Linked DNA regions of Homo sapiens: region 1 is linked to region 2. A link is an interaction called in ENCODE POLR2A ChIA-PET data of the cell type or tissue named here. Cell type or tissue: OCI-LY7. All regions are shown on one strand.

Evidence for each region. ChIA-PET counts read pairs that join two places held together with the same protein. Peaks named below come from ENCODE experiments on the same cell type or tissue, not always from the same donor. Only the 100,000 strongest peaks of a DNase experiment are listed, where the experiment ranks them.
Region 1: POLR2A ChIA-PET joins it to region 2 with 11 read pairs; 12 of 35 experiments call an interaction of 5 or more read pairs at or near these places.

What each region holds. Positions count from the first base shown.
Region 1 is chr1:165,603,607-165,606,106 of GRCh38, reverse strand. No RefSeq gene overlaps it. Among named protein-coding and RNA genes, the nearest start is that of LRRC52-AS1, 23 kb to the right of the region's middle. In OCI-LY7, no CTCF peak of the experiment used is centred here; no DNase peak of the experiment used is centred here.
Region 2 is chr1:165,684,844-165,687,343 of GRCh38, reverse strand. The region is part of intron 2 of ALDH9A1 (aldehyde dehydrogenase 9 family member A1); the gene reads left to right. Among named protein-coding and RNA genes, the nearest start is that of ALDH9A1, 12 kb to the left of the region's middle. In OCI-LY7, CTCF peaks have their summits at 1,018 and 1,035; a DNase peak (open chromatin) is centred at 1,033; H3K4me3 peaks cover 581 bases; H3K27ac peaks cover 719 bases.

The DNA.
Region 1 (2,500 bases), 81 kb after region 2:
TATTGATAATTGCCTTAACTTGCCATGATCAGTGGTCCTTTAGGGCTATAGATAGTTGGGTGAGGGTAGGACTGACTGATCCTGATGGAGCGAAGACACTGGAGGTACTCTTTGGGAAAAGCTCAGTTCCAATAGGGTAAGATATTATGGTTAGTAAGTTAGGCCTGAGCTTCTTCAAGTTATCACTGTACTAGAATTTAGACCATGTTAGTAAACTAAACCTAGGACAGGGTCAATAGTTGGGGTTCAAGAACAGGTATAGGGCTGCAACCAGTAAGCAACCAGTAACCAACAAGAACCAGGAAGGCACAGTCTGCCAGAGAGTCCAGGACAGTGGTTGGCAGAGGCTGAACAGGCAGAATGGAACATGGAAATCAATGAAATTCCCAAGGAGGCATAGCATCTTTAAACAACTTACCTAAAGAGTGAAGGTAGGGAGGGGTTTGGAGTCTTGCCAAGAAGTCATGGCTGCTGGTGGTGGTGGGCAGAGTTCAGGAACTTAAATCAAGACCTACTAGAGAAAACCAAATGGCTCACACAAATGTATGGTTGATCTAGGAGATGCTGGGGGTACCCACCCACATCTCAGCTGCAACCATTACCATGGATTACAATTTCCAGCTGTCAGCAGCTGCTATTCTTTGCCTGAGGGCACTCTCTGACTGCTGAAACCACTCTACCTGGGCATGCTGTAGATAGTGAATAACCTGAGGCTCCTCCACACCCCGCAGCTGCCTCCCAGATTGTATTTTCCAACCGGGTTTGGGTTCCTCTCTCTCCTTGTGCCACAGGCCCACGTATTTTCCAACCGGGTTTGGGTTCCTATCTCTCCTTGTGCCACAGGCCCACATGGACACTATATTCTAGTCAGTAGGATGTAGTTCCTCCAGCGGGTCATTCTGTTTCACATCTTTGTACCTTTGTACATGCTGTTCCCTCTGCTTCAATTCTCTTCTCCCATGCCAATCTTCTCCAACAATTCCTCTCATTCTTTAAAAATGTCTAAATGACCATCTCTTTGAAGCTTTCTTTCCTAGTTTCAGGGGTCTTTTTCTTATGTTCTTATAGCCCTAGGACATAATAAATATCCATTGAGTATTTGAATTAAGTATGGGCAACAGCAAGTAAGGATCCCAGGCACCAAAGCTCACACAGTTTCAATTCTGAGTGTCCTTCTGCCTCCATCAGCAAATTTCTTCCAGGAAGGATCCAATCTTAATAAGTTCCAAGCCAGCAAGTAGACACAGGGAAGCAGATACAATCTGGTTGGAGGCAATAGGAAAGGGCAGAAATATGAGACATGTCTTAATAACTCTCCCTATATTAGTTTTCTGGAATTACATAGCAAAGTACACCAGCTGGGTGGCTTAAACAACAGAAATTAATTTTCTCATAATTCTGGAGGCTGAAGTCTGAGATTAAGGTGTTGGCAGGGTTGGTTTCTTTGAAGACCGCTTTTTTTTTGGCTTGTAGATGGCCATTCTCTTCTGGTATCTTTACATGATCTACCTTTGGTATATCTGTGTCCTAATCTCTTCTCCTTAAAAGACACCAGTCATATTGGATTAGGGCCCATCCATATGACCTCATTTTACCTTAACTATCTTTTAAAGGCCCTCATTCCAAATACAATCACATTCTGAGGTTAGGACTTCAGCACATGAATTTTGTGGAGACACAATTCATTCCATAATACTCCCCCAATATAGAGAACCCATGTTCCTAACATTAAGTCCTGAAAAAACAACAGAGGTATCAATCCTGAGAGAGAGTTTCCAGGCTCTGGAGTCCTTAACTTGAGTCATGGGCTTTGTTTTTTAAACCTGTCTCTCTGTTTAAGGCCAGTACTAGAGGGCTAATAGGTTAAAGTCACAAAATGATTCTATTCCTTCATAGCTGTTATGATATCCCATAGCTAGTCTAGAGACCAAACTCCATCTAGGAAGTTCCTAGGACTGAGGGATGTTGTTGAGGTTGATTATTGGGAGATGAAGAAAATAACTGCAGTGAATTTCCAAAGATTATGCAGTGTCTCTTCCAGATTCGGAGTGACCAGGCACAGGCATCAGGGTTTGCAGAAAGAGCTGACTCAAGTAATCATTAACTTCTACCCAGAGCATCCTGGACACTGACATTTGCAGTGTCTCCGGGCTCTAAGAGGAGGTAATAGGGGCACTGGAAGGAAGCCACTCCTGAGGGAAGGATCACAGGGTAGTCTTTCTGCTGGGACCCTGTGCTTTGGGAAGTTGCTGAGCCCTTCCCACTCTAAACTAGCCATGTCTTTGGCTGAGGCCACTCCCTATTATTATTTTTTTAAAGACAGAGTCTCCCTCTGTCACCCAGGCTGAAGTGAAGTGGCGTGATCTCGGTTCACTGCAACCTCTGCCTCTTGGGTTCACGTGATTCTCATGCCTCAGCCTCCCAAGTAGCTGGGAATACAGGTGCATATCACCACACCCAGCTAATTTTTTGTATTTTTAATAGAGATAGGGTTTCATCA
Region 2 (2,500 bases):
TTTCATTTGGAAAAAAAATTTGGCCATGATTTCTTTAGTTTTTTTTTTTGCCCCCTCTTCCATCACTTCTCCTTCAGGGCCTCCAATTACACATATATTGGGCTGCCTGAAGCTATCCCACGTCACTGATGCTCAGTTCATTTTCCAGTTTTTGGGTGTGTTTATGGGTTTTTTTCTCCTTCTGAGCCTTCCCTCCCACCCCCTGTGTGTGTGTGTTTTGTTTTCAGGTAATTTCTATTGTTATGACTCAAGTTCATCGGTCTTCTATAGTGTTTTATCTGCTGTTAATCTCATCTAGTGTATTTTCATCTCTAGATTAATTTGGGTCTTTTATATATGTGTTCTGTGGCTCTCCTTAACATGCTTATGTTTTTCTGTGCCTTCTTGAACATACGGAGTATAGCTATCATAACTTAATGTTCTTGTCTACTAGTTCTGTTGTGTTATTTCTGAATGTGTTTTTATTGGTTAGTTTCGCTTCCTGGTTAAATGTTACGGTTTTCTACTTTTTGCATGCCTGGTAGTTTTTGATCACTAGACATATGATCTCTAGTGAATCACTAGGGCACATTATATTGCTGGGTGCTGGATAGTCTTGTACTTTAAAAAATATTCTTAAGCTTTGTTCTGGGACACAGTGAAGTTACTTGGAATCAGTTTGATCCTTGGAAGATTTGCTTTTAGATCAGCAAATTTCGCCATGTTATTCAATACCCTTCTGACTGCTTAACCCTGTGATCCGGGTGTTAATGAGGTTTTCTCACCATGGCTGGTGGGAACATGAACTATACCTGGCCCTGTGTGAGTTCTGGGGCTTTTTTTTTTAAAAAAAAAAACATTTTCTTCTTGGGTAGTCCTTTTCCCAGTCTTGGGTAGTTTTCTCACACTGGTACTCAAAGGGGAATCTGCAGATTTCTGGGGTTCTCTATCTGTGCAGCTCTTTTCCCTTCCACACTCAGTCTTGAAGAACTGTAGCCACTCAAAGTTCCCTAAACTCCCACCCTATCTTCTCAACTCATGTGTCTGCTGGGCGCCACCTAGCTTCCTCCTCCCTGCTCTGTGGCCTGAAAACTTTCTCTAGGCAGTAGACTCCAGCAATTGTAGGGCTCACCTCATTGGTTCCCTCCTCCAGGGACCACTGCCTTGAGTTGCTTAATGTCTGATGTCTGAAAATGGTTCATGTATTTTATCTGGTGTTTTTAGTTGTTTAAGGTGGGAGAATGAATCTGGTCCCTGTTAATCCATCTTGGCTAGAAGCTCATTGATTCCTAGTGGAAATGAACATTTTTTTCCATATTTTCTCATTTTTACTTTGAATCCTTTGGTACTTATACCAGATTGTATAGATCTTGTCTGTGAGACCCAGTCATTTTTCAGTTGGAGACCCCTTGTGAAGTAGCTATCATTTGGATTAAAAGGGGAGGGAGAATGTTACTTAAAACAATGACAAAACTATCTAAATAAAGAAGAGATTGTGTATGTAGGTTATCTTCTTGCCTCCAGCCCTGGCCCAGGTTGGTTTGTCTTGTACAGTGCCACCAGAGTGGTCCTCCTACAGAAGCACATTTGATCATGGTACATCCTTGGGTAAAACTGGCCATGGTCCCCCTCCTTAACATGGCCCTCAGGCCCTGTTTCTCCAGCCTCGTCTTTTCTCTTCACACACCATAAGACCCAGCTCTCCTGCACTACTGGTCCTTCCTCGTTTACCATGTGTATACTGTCACACCTCATGCTTTTACAATGCCATGACGCTGAGTTTGGTGCTGTTCTTTTGTTTTTCTTGCCTCTTGTGCTTACATGTTTAGCATTTAGTGGTCTGTACTGTAATTTATCCCTCCCTCCCTCCATTTTTTCCTTCTGGACAAGGTGATTGTTGTACATAATTGTATTAGCAAAAGCATCTTGAGATGTATATAGCTATTTTACCTATTTGAGAAATGAGAAAATGCTCAAAAAGGTTAAATAGCTTGTCTTAGATCATATAACTAGTAAGTATAAGAGCTAGTCTGTTGGGCTTCAAAGCTAGACATTAAGCCCTGCTGAGGGGTTCGAAGTGAAAGGGAGAAGTGAGGGACCTACTCTTGGCTTCTAATCTTTCATCCCAGTGAACACCTGGTCAAGTCATATTGTAAAGCAGGGTGATATAGAGGAGGAACAGGGTTGGGAACAACACATGTATTTCCTAAGAAATACTTGTAGCAGTATGTTGTTATGGTGAACAATTTTATCTTATGGTTACTCTTGCAATAGTAGCAGGCAGAAATTTTTGTCAGAGACATCTTTGATGATCCTTACGTACTATATCAGAAGATCTCCTAATGCTCTTAGTAGATAACTTTTTTTTTGTAAGGATGGAGAATAATAGAATAACACAGAAAAAATTTCCCAAGGCCATCTAATTAACTGAATTTTCTCTGAGAGTTGAAACCCCAAAACAGCCCCCAAAACCACTTGCCTATCCATTATTTTAAAAGAGAAAAAAATCTCCAGAGTAAAA